Regions from separate parts of the Homo sapiens genome. Here region 2 is linked to region 1. The links are chromatin contacts, found by Hi-C or POLR2A ChIA-PET in ENCODE. All regions are on one chromosome and are shown on one strand. Each heading gives the region's core, a stretch centred on a gene start or an enhancer-like site at or near the end of the contact. The rest is flanking DNA. Distances are from core to core; before and after follow the strand shown.

The links. Hi-C counts contacts between places; a loop is a spot of excess contacts on that map. ChIA-PET counts read pairs that join two places held with the same protein, here RNA polymerase II (POLR2A). Pooled maps may share reads with other maps.
Region 2: a map of psoas muscle shows a loop between it and region 1 (5-fold over the local background). The contact joins two enhancer-like sites. A Hi-C loop is called at or near these places in 6 of 168 maps with a recorded cell type or tissue (Right ventricle myocardium inferior, ascending aorta, endothelial cell of umbilical vein and 3 more) and 7 of 50 pooled maps. POLR2A ChIA-PET finds 5 or more read pairs at or near these places in 2 of 52 experiments (AG04450 and MCF 10A).

The regions. Positions count from the first base shown.
Region 1 is chr12:105,919,020-105,923,681 of GRCh38, reverse strand. No RefSeq gene overlaps it. Among named protein-coding and RNA genes, the nearest start is that of CASC18, 220 kb to the right of the region's middle. Within about 2 kb of position 1,586, at least 3 of the 41 ENCODE cell types and tissues checked have a DNase peak (open chromatin) inside an H3K27ac peak, as active enhancers do.
Region 2 is chr12:105,965,033-105,969,485 of GRCh38, reverse strand. No RefSeq gene overlaps it. Among named protein-coding and RNA genes, the nearest start is that of NUAK1, 170 kb to the left of the region's middle. Within about 2 kb of position 2,335, at least 2 of the 41 ENCODE cell types and tissues checked have a DNase peak (open chromatin) inside an H3K27ac peak, as active enhancers do.

The DNA.
Region 1 (4,662 bases), core at 337-2,836:
TAAAAAAAGGAATGTGGGGGATGAAAGTTTATTCTACCTGCATACTTGGCCTGCATTAGGGTTGATATTCTTTATAGGGAGCGGGAAACCACAGAAAAAGATTAGGCTATTTGGTAAGCAAAATAGAGTGACAGATGATATTCTCTGCTCAAAAGAGCATTGACAAATTATTATTGGACTATGATATCTACAAGTTACTGGTTATGCTAATATACCAGGAGCTGTAGATAAAATATTTAGGTTCCTTGAGACCTTAAGATTATTTCAAGGGTTGGAAAGGCTAGTCTAGAGATTCTCTGGGTTCAGTTTCACAGGAGACCCACTTATCTTCTCCTGGATCCAGGGTATCCAAGTGATGTGGGGGACTATGTTGTTGAGGCTCCTATGATATAGATGCTCCGCCAGCCCCCTGTTTTCAGCCTAGGCTCACCTCCCACCTCCTGTGGTATCTGCTGCTCCACTTCCTGAGATATTCCAAGGCTGTCAGTTATGAATTAGCTTACCTCCCATTGGCTGCTGCCTCTGCCATGGCTTGGCCTTCCATAATTCAGTCTGGGTGGGCAGCCCTGGGAGAGAACCACTAAATTGGGTGATGCACTATGATTCAGTTATTTCTAACGCATTCTCAGACAGTGCTGGTCTTCAGCTCGCCCCACTCTTCGCATTCCCTCTTCTCAGACTTTGCGCTTTCCCAGCTTCCTGAGTCCATACCATCCCCTCATCTCCCCTAGTCCCCAGCCAACCCAGCCAGTGCCCTGTTATTTATTTATGGAGTGGCTCATCTTATTTGAGGATGACCCAGATTCCTTCCATCTATGAATCCTTATTTGCCAGCTGTCCTGTTACAAGCCCTGGGTAAGTTATATTAATAGACAGTGACTCATAGCACCGCACAATAATATAACCACCAGAGCCACTTAAGAGGGATGATATGAATGCACTGATTCCAGGTGGTCTGGGCCATATAATCAAGACAGCTACCTTTAGATGGTGGTGATGATGATAGGGGATCTAGTCTATTATTTTCTGGTCCCTTTGTAGAGTCTATTTATTTAAGCTTCTCTTGCCTGTATGAAATGGGTATTTTCTATTTTGTATATGAGAAAAAAGATCTCTGAAGTGTTAGCCAACTTGCATCAGGTCATAGCTGACTTGCATCAGCCAAGGCTGGAAGGGAAGTCTCTCTGATGCCCAAGCCCATGTTTTTCCACTGTCTGTTGCCTCAACTTTGATTATTTTCTGAGCAGCTTCAAGCAGGAAGAAGGAGATTTTTTTTGCCCACCTGACCATTATATTTTTACTTAGAGTTTCTGAACATTGTTGGCAATTTCTATTTCCAAATGTACTCGGTCGAATCCTCCCTTTGTAGGTGCTCATTGGCTCACAGAGGAATTGGCTGTAGTTTTGCTCACCCCTGCCAACCTCTTCCCTGTTGCCCCAGTAAGAAAGAACTGCCAGTGTTTGTACCATGCATGGACCTAATTAGTAGCTTTAATCAACCAGTACAAAGAGTGCCTTCCCTTTCCTGCTCTTGAGATTTCCAAATGTGCCTGCAGGATGGTTGCCTGTGATGCCTGGTGGTGCTCCCACAAAGGTGGGTTCCAGCTTATGCTCCTCATCAGCTCACGTGCCTGTGTCTCATGGTACTTGGTTCTAGCTGGGATGTTTTTGTTCCTCGAGGAGTCCAGGTGTCCTGTTTTTCACTCTCTGGGCCATGTGATTCCAGTGTGTTTATCTCAAATAATGTGTTCTGTTGCAAAAGGGAAAGAGCTAACATTAATTGGATGGAATTCTCAAGCCTAACATTGTACTAGCCGTTTTACATGCATTATCTCATTTAATCCTTACAGCAATCCAAGAGAGAGACAGTATTAAAGGCATTTACTGATTCATCAATAAACAGCATTGAAAATAGAGTATGTCCCGGAGTATGTTCCATTTGTGTTAGGTTGTTAAGTGCTGTGGGTACAGGGTAAATAACGGACAGTTTCTGTCCTCAGGGAACATGTAGTTAAAGGAAATTACAAATATTAAAACAAATAACTGTAAGTACCATGGACGTTGTGATGCTAACAACATGATCGGTATTATCACCGCAGTGACTACAGGCTCTATTACAATGCCCACAACTGCTCAGACGTGGTTTCCCAGTTATTCCCCATGACATCCTTTTGAGGTCTACAGTATCAAAATCCTATTTTCTGTTGAGACAACTGAGGCTTAGAGAGTTAAGTAATTTGTCCAAGATCCCATTAACAGAAATTGTTTGAGGATTAAAGAAGAAATTATGTGTAATATGGCAGGCAATGTAGCATAATGGTTATCAACAGGAAGACCCAGACTGCATGAGTTCAAATGTAAGCTGTGCTAGTTACTAGCTGCTTCATCTAGGAACAATTGTTTAACTCTTTGTGTCTCAATGGTCCCAATCTGTGAAATGGGAATAATAGTAGTACCTGCTCATAGTTATTATTCCCATGTTACAGGTGGGAAAACTGAAGCAGAAATATTAAGTCACAGGTTTATGGTCAGTGGCCAACCTGAGGCTCAGCCCAAGTCTACCTACCTGCAAAGTTAATGCTGTTACTATCGTCCTCTAGAAGAAGTTGGATTATTTTCCAGGCCATCAGAACACCAAGTTGATTCCTGGACCCCCTTACAATGGTGTCAGAGTAAAATGCCAAAGTACCTTTTGAAAGATGTCACTGGGCCTCCACCATTTGATATCTGGCCCTGGACACATTTACAAAGCAACATTTATGGGAATCTTCACTCAAGAGAAATGTGCTTAAATATAAGTGCTGGTGTGTAAACATGAATTGGCAAGTGGATGAGGAAGGAAAAAAATGAAGCTGGACAGGCCTTCAAGACAGAGAAGACCTCTGGGACTGACTGTGTGCATGACTGTGTGTGTCTGGTTGGGGTGGGGTCATCTCATTTGTGGAGAGAGCTTCTCTTCGAGATAAAAGGGACCTCTTCCTGCCAGAGATGAAAGAATGAAATGGTTTTATGCAAACGGTCCCCACTGAGAAGTGCCAGATCTCCATTAAAGGTGTCTGTCTTGTGTAACTGGTATTCAGAGCTTGACTCGCCAAGACCATTTGTTCTCTGAGGATGTCTAGAGACAATAAGGCTGGTGTTTCTTCTTGGACACACACACACACACACACACACACACACACATTTTGGCTGTGCTAGAGCTTTCAGCTGCCAACATATTCCCTGCCTGGGCTCCAGCGACAGCTGATAACCCCCATTAACATCTTGCTGCAGATGCTGGCAGCCTCACAGATCAGTCCCTACCTCAGGGCAGATTGCTGCAGAGCAGTTCCTCCCCCTTTCTTCCTCCACCACAACCCTATTAGGACCAAACATGTTTTTCCTTTTACCTCAGACATGCTTCTTCTTGTCTGGCCTCTTGTTTTTCTCCTGTACAGATTTATGAGGAGGATTCACGGAAACCCCCTGAGCCTCAGCTAGGCCTAGGGACAAGGCTAGCTTCTAGGAGGCATCTCATGGTTTGCATTCCATTCCATCCCCTGACCCTTTCGATCATGGAAGCTCACACACACGTACGAGTGTAAACCCATTGCACATATCTTTTCTAACCAGTCATGAAGTTTGGGTGTGTCTTCCTCTTGGAAATCTCTTCAAACTATCCATTTCACTTCCATCAGCACTGCCTGCATATAGACCACCACAGTATTTTGCTTGAACTTCTTCAGTAAAATCCCTAAACTTTCTCTCTGGTCTCCCTGCCTTCCCTCTTTCCCCACTGAAATTCACTCCCCCAAGTGAGCTTTCTAAAATGCAAATCTGATTTTGTGAGTCTCTTGCTTCAAGCCTTTAAATGCTTCCCTGGTATCTCCAAGACCGAGGATAAGTTCTGGCTCATGGTGGATGTTCAATAGAAGTTTCTGGAGTTAAGTAGAGTTGAATCTTCATTTTAAGCCAACGGAATATTCATTCTGAGAACTCGTTAAGAATGGCTTTATCTTGAGGACTTCATTCCTCTTCTAGTTTGTGCCTTCATACTCATCTGAAGTCCTTTATCTTATGTTAGAAGACTCTTTTACCTATAATTTTGTGTTCAGTGATGTTGGGGGTCTTCTGCAAAAAATTATTTTATATTCCAATAAGAAGTGGAATGTTAGAACTGGAAAGGACCTTTGAAGCTATGCTTTTAGCTTGAATAGGCTCAATAATGTGTTTGGGTTTCTGATCATTTGATGGAAAGGCACAGATTTAAAAGTTATAAATGTCTACCCCAACTTCCATCAACATGAAGCCAAATCTCAACAAAGGGCACAGTCCCCCACCCACAAATAAGCATTCATGAAAACGTAAAGAACAATTTTGATTTTAAGTTCTTGAGATGGCTTCCTCACAAGGCATCTTGGAGATCAACCAGGATGACATTTAAGAGATAGGGAAACTGAGGCATGGAGAAAGGAAGTGAGTGTTCTTAGGTCACAAAGACAGTGAGTGGCAGAACCAGGATTAGTATCCTCATCTCCTGGTTCACAAAGTGTGAGCACACAGTCTCCTAAATTGCCCCTGTGGAAGAGAATCTTTACCTAGGATAATCAAATACCACAGACGACATCCATGAAACTAGCAAAGCGGGTGATTTCAGTCAAGAATTTTCCCACTTCCCTGTAG
Region 2 (4,453 bases), core at 1,086-3,585, 45 kb before region 1:
GACATTTCTCTAATGACTAATGATGCTGAGCATCTTTTTGTGTGCTTATTTGTCATATACATATATATGTACATCTTCTCTGATGAAGTGTCGGCGTAAATTTTTTGCCCATTTTTTACTGAGTTGTTTGTTCTCCTACTGTTGAGTTTTGAGAGTTTTTAATATATTCTGCCTCCCAGTCCATTATTAGATGTATAATTTCCAGATATTCTTCTCCCAGTCTTTAGTTTATCTTTTCATTCTTTTAACAGTGTAAAAGTTTTACTTTTGATTAAGTAAGTCCATTTTACCATGCTTTTGTGTCATTTCTAAGAACTCTGCCTAATCTTAAGTCACAAAGATTTTCTTCTAAAGGTTTTATTATTTTACATTTTCCACTTGGGTATGTAACTCATTTTGAGTTAATTTTTGTATAAAGTGTGAGATATATATATATATAGGTTGAAGTCCACTTTCTTTTGCACATGAACATCCAATTTTTCCAGCACCATTTCTTGAAAGGACTATCCTTTCTCTATTAAATAGCCTTTGCACCTTTGCCAGAAATCAATTGACCATATTTGGGTGGGTCTATTTCTGGATTCTTCATTCTGTTCCATTGATTTATGTGTCACACTTTTTGCCAATACCACTTTTTGCCAATCAAGATCACAATGTCTTGATTATTGTAGCTGTATAGGAAGTCTTAAAATCAGGTAGTGTGGACTCCCCTACTTTGTTCTTCTTATTTAAAATTATTTTGTCTGTTCTAGCTTCTTTGCCTTTCTATAAAGATTTTTAGAATCAGCTTTTTGTCATCTCAAAAAAGCCTGCCAGGATTTTAATCTCTAGTGTGTTGAATCAATTTGAGGAGAATGACATATTAATAAGATCAAGTGTTCTAATCCATGAATGCAGCGTATCTCTCCATTTACTGAGAGTTCTTTTTCTCTTATCAGTGTATTTTAGCTTTTAGCATATAGGTCTTGCAATATTTTGTTAGATTTATACCTAAGTATCTTATTATTTTTGGTGTTATTATATAGGGTTCTGTTTATTTAATTTCAATTCCTAGTTGTTTATTACCAGTATTCAGAAATAAGATTGATTTTTTTAAGTATTAACTTTGTACGCTTCAGATTTGTTAAGCTCACTCCTTATTTTCAGTAGCATTTTTGCAGATTCCTTGGGGTTTCCTATGTGAATAATCACATACTTTGAGATGAGAAAGTTTGATTTCTGCTATATGCCTCACAGTTTTTTTCTTTGCTTTATTGCACTGGCTAGGACTTCCAGTAGGAGGAAAAGGAATGATTAGAGCAGACATTTTCACCCTTGTTTTGCTCCCAATCTGACAGGCTAAGAATTCAGTCTTTCACCATTGAATATAATGTTAGCTGTTTTTTTTTTTTTTTTTCCCTGTAGATGCCCTTTATTAGGTTAAGGAAGTTCTCTTCTATTCTTAGTTTACTGAGAGTTTTGATCATGATGTTAAATGTTTCAAATGCTTTATTTGAATGTATTGAGATAATCACATGATTTTTTTTCTTTAATCTGTTAATATGGCAAATAACATTGATTTTTTATTGTTGAGCCAGCCTTGCATTTTCAGGACAAAATCCACTTGATTGTACCATCCTTTTTCTGTACTGCTGTATTTGATTTTTTAGTATTTGTGGAGGATTTTTGCATTTATAAGGGGTATTGGCAGCTAGATTTTCAGATGTTTATGAGAATAAAGTTAAAGGCAGCAAGATAGAAGATTAAGCTATTTGAATGGAATTATAACAGTAATAAAAATAATGCTCAACACTTATTAAGTGCTTCCTATATGTCAGGCACTATTCTAAGCACTTTAAATGTATTCATTTATCTCATTATCATAACAGTGCTATGAGGTAAGTACTATTATTATCCCCATTTTACAAAAATAGAAGTGGAGTCAGACAACTTCAGAGTCTGTGCCAAATATTTATTTATATAAATGATATGACCCACTTCTTTTCAGAGCGCAAGTGTAATCAAATCTCCTGCATTCTTCCAGTGAACAATTGTTCATATCCCCGTTAGTAGAAGTTCTGTATCGTTTTCTTGAAGATTCCTCCCTCTTTGCCCTCATCCAAATGATCTGAGGTCCCTGGAGGCTTTATAAGTTCAAAGTGTTTTGCCTTGCCTCCAAATCCTGAGCGAGGAATAAACTAGAAAGTTGAATCTGGTTCCTAGGACTGCTGTTTCTGTGGCTTCCCAGTGAGATATCTGTGGAATGTTGGTCCCACATAACCTAGAGAAGAATGTCCTATGCCTCTGGGATGAGGGTGCTGGCCTTGGGGGGGTCTCTGTGGGGCTTGCTTGGGCTCAGATATTATTCTGAAGGCCACCATTTGGACAGGATGTCCAGGTCTGGAGGGATTACTGGGCTCAGCCACATGTTACGCAGGGCCAGGCCATTTTCTTTGACTTCTTAGGCCAGAGACCTAGTCATCAGTAACAAAATCTTTAGATTTTTGCATTAAAATATTTCTTGTTTCTTTCGGAAAAAAAGTGAAGATGTGGTCCACTTATGCCTACATTCTTCTGCAACAACAGTCAGCGGAAGCTGAGCGAGCATTCAGTGGGCAGGGTCTCTGGTACATCCCACTTCCTGCCACTTACAGTGTTCTTGTGACTGCTTAGTCCCTGAATGCATTTGTGCTTTCAATTTGTGCCATAGGCCTTTGCACTGGGCTTGGATTCTGCGTATATTTGTTAAAGTAATATTTATCGAGTGCCAAATGCTTATCAGGTACTGCCCACTGTGAATGCAGAAGTGAGCAAAATAGACAATAATCCTGACTTCCAGGACCTTACATTTTGTTTGGGGGGACATAGCCAGTAAGCCAAATAAGCACGTTATATAATTCTTTATGTAACTGTATAATTCTAAATGTAATTTAATAAAGTGCTGGGGAGAAAAATAAAAGCAGGGATGGTAGACTGGAAATGTCAGGCAAGGCAGGGTTGAAAGTGTCACAGGTTGTTAGTGATGGCTTCAGGAAGAGGATGACATTTGAGCAAAGAACTAATCCATTTGCATATTGGAGAAAAGAACATGCCAAGCAGAGGGAACAGAGAGGCACAAGGCCCCGAGTCTGGAGCACGTTTGCCAGTTTGAGGGTTAGCAAAGAGACATTGTGGTTCCAGCAAAGTGGGCAAAGAAGAGTAGGAATAGGAGAGGAGGTGAAACAGTTGGCGGGATCCAGTTTATAGCGGACCTCTTTGGGTTTTGGAGGCAACATATTCTTCATTTGAGTGTGTTATTCCAGCCCATTTACTGAGCGACCTGCAAAGCTGCTAGTTTTGAGTGGGACCCAGAACAAGAGAAGGCTCTGCGACAGGTCCAGGCCACTGTGCAGGCTGCTGTGCTGCTTGGTCCATACGATCCAGTAGATCCATTGGTCCTTGAAGTGTCAGTGGCAGATAGGGATGCTGTTTGGAGCCTTTGGAAGGCCTTTGTAAGTGAATTGCAACACAGGCCTTTAGGGTTTTAGAGCAAGGCATTGTTATTACCCACAGATAACTGCTCTCCTTTTGAGAAACAGCTCTTGGCTTGCTATACAGTCTTAATAGAGATCAAATACTTAACTAAGGGCCACCTGCATTTATAATCACCTCAAGTTATCATGCAACCTGAGCTACGCATCATGAACTGGATATTATCTGAGCCACCTAGCCACAAAGTTTGGTGTGCACAGCAGCATTCCATTATCAAATGGAACTGGTATTTATATGATTGGATATGAACAGGTCCTGAAGGCACAGATAAGTTACATGAAGAAGTGGCCCAAATGCCCATGGTCCCCACTCCTGCTCCACTGCCTTTTCTCTCCCAGCGTGTACCTATGGCCTTGTGGGAAGTTTCCTACAGTTGTTGACAGAGGAAGAGAAGCTTGGGGGGTGTTTACAGATGGTTCTTTATGATATGCAGGCATCCTCTGAAAGGGGACAGCTGTACTACTATAGCTCCTTTCTGGGACATCCCTGAAGGACACCGGTAAAGGGAAGTCCTTCCAGTGGGCAGAGCTTCAAGAAGTTCACCTGGCCATCTACTTTGCTTGGAAAGAGAAATGGCCAGATGTATCATTATATACTGATTCATGGGCTGTGGCCAATAATTTGGCTGAATGATCAGCAATTTTGAAGGCATATGATAGAAAAATTGATAAGAAGAAAATTTGGGGAAGAGGACAGACCCCTCTGAATGGGCAAAAAATGTGAAGACATTTGTGTTCAACATAAATGCTCACCAAAGGTTGACCTCAGCAGAGGAGAGCTTCGATAATCAAGAGGATAGAATGACCCATTCTGTGATAGTAGTTGGCTTCCTGCTTTCGGATCAGACTCAGACTGGAGCTTACACCCTTAGCTCTCCTAGTTCTTGGGCCTTAGAACTTGGACTGGAACTAGACCATTGGCTCTCCTGGTTCTCAAGCTTGCT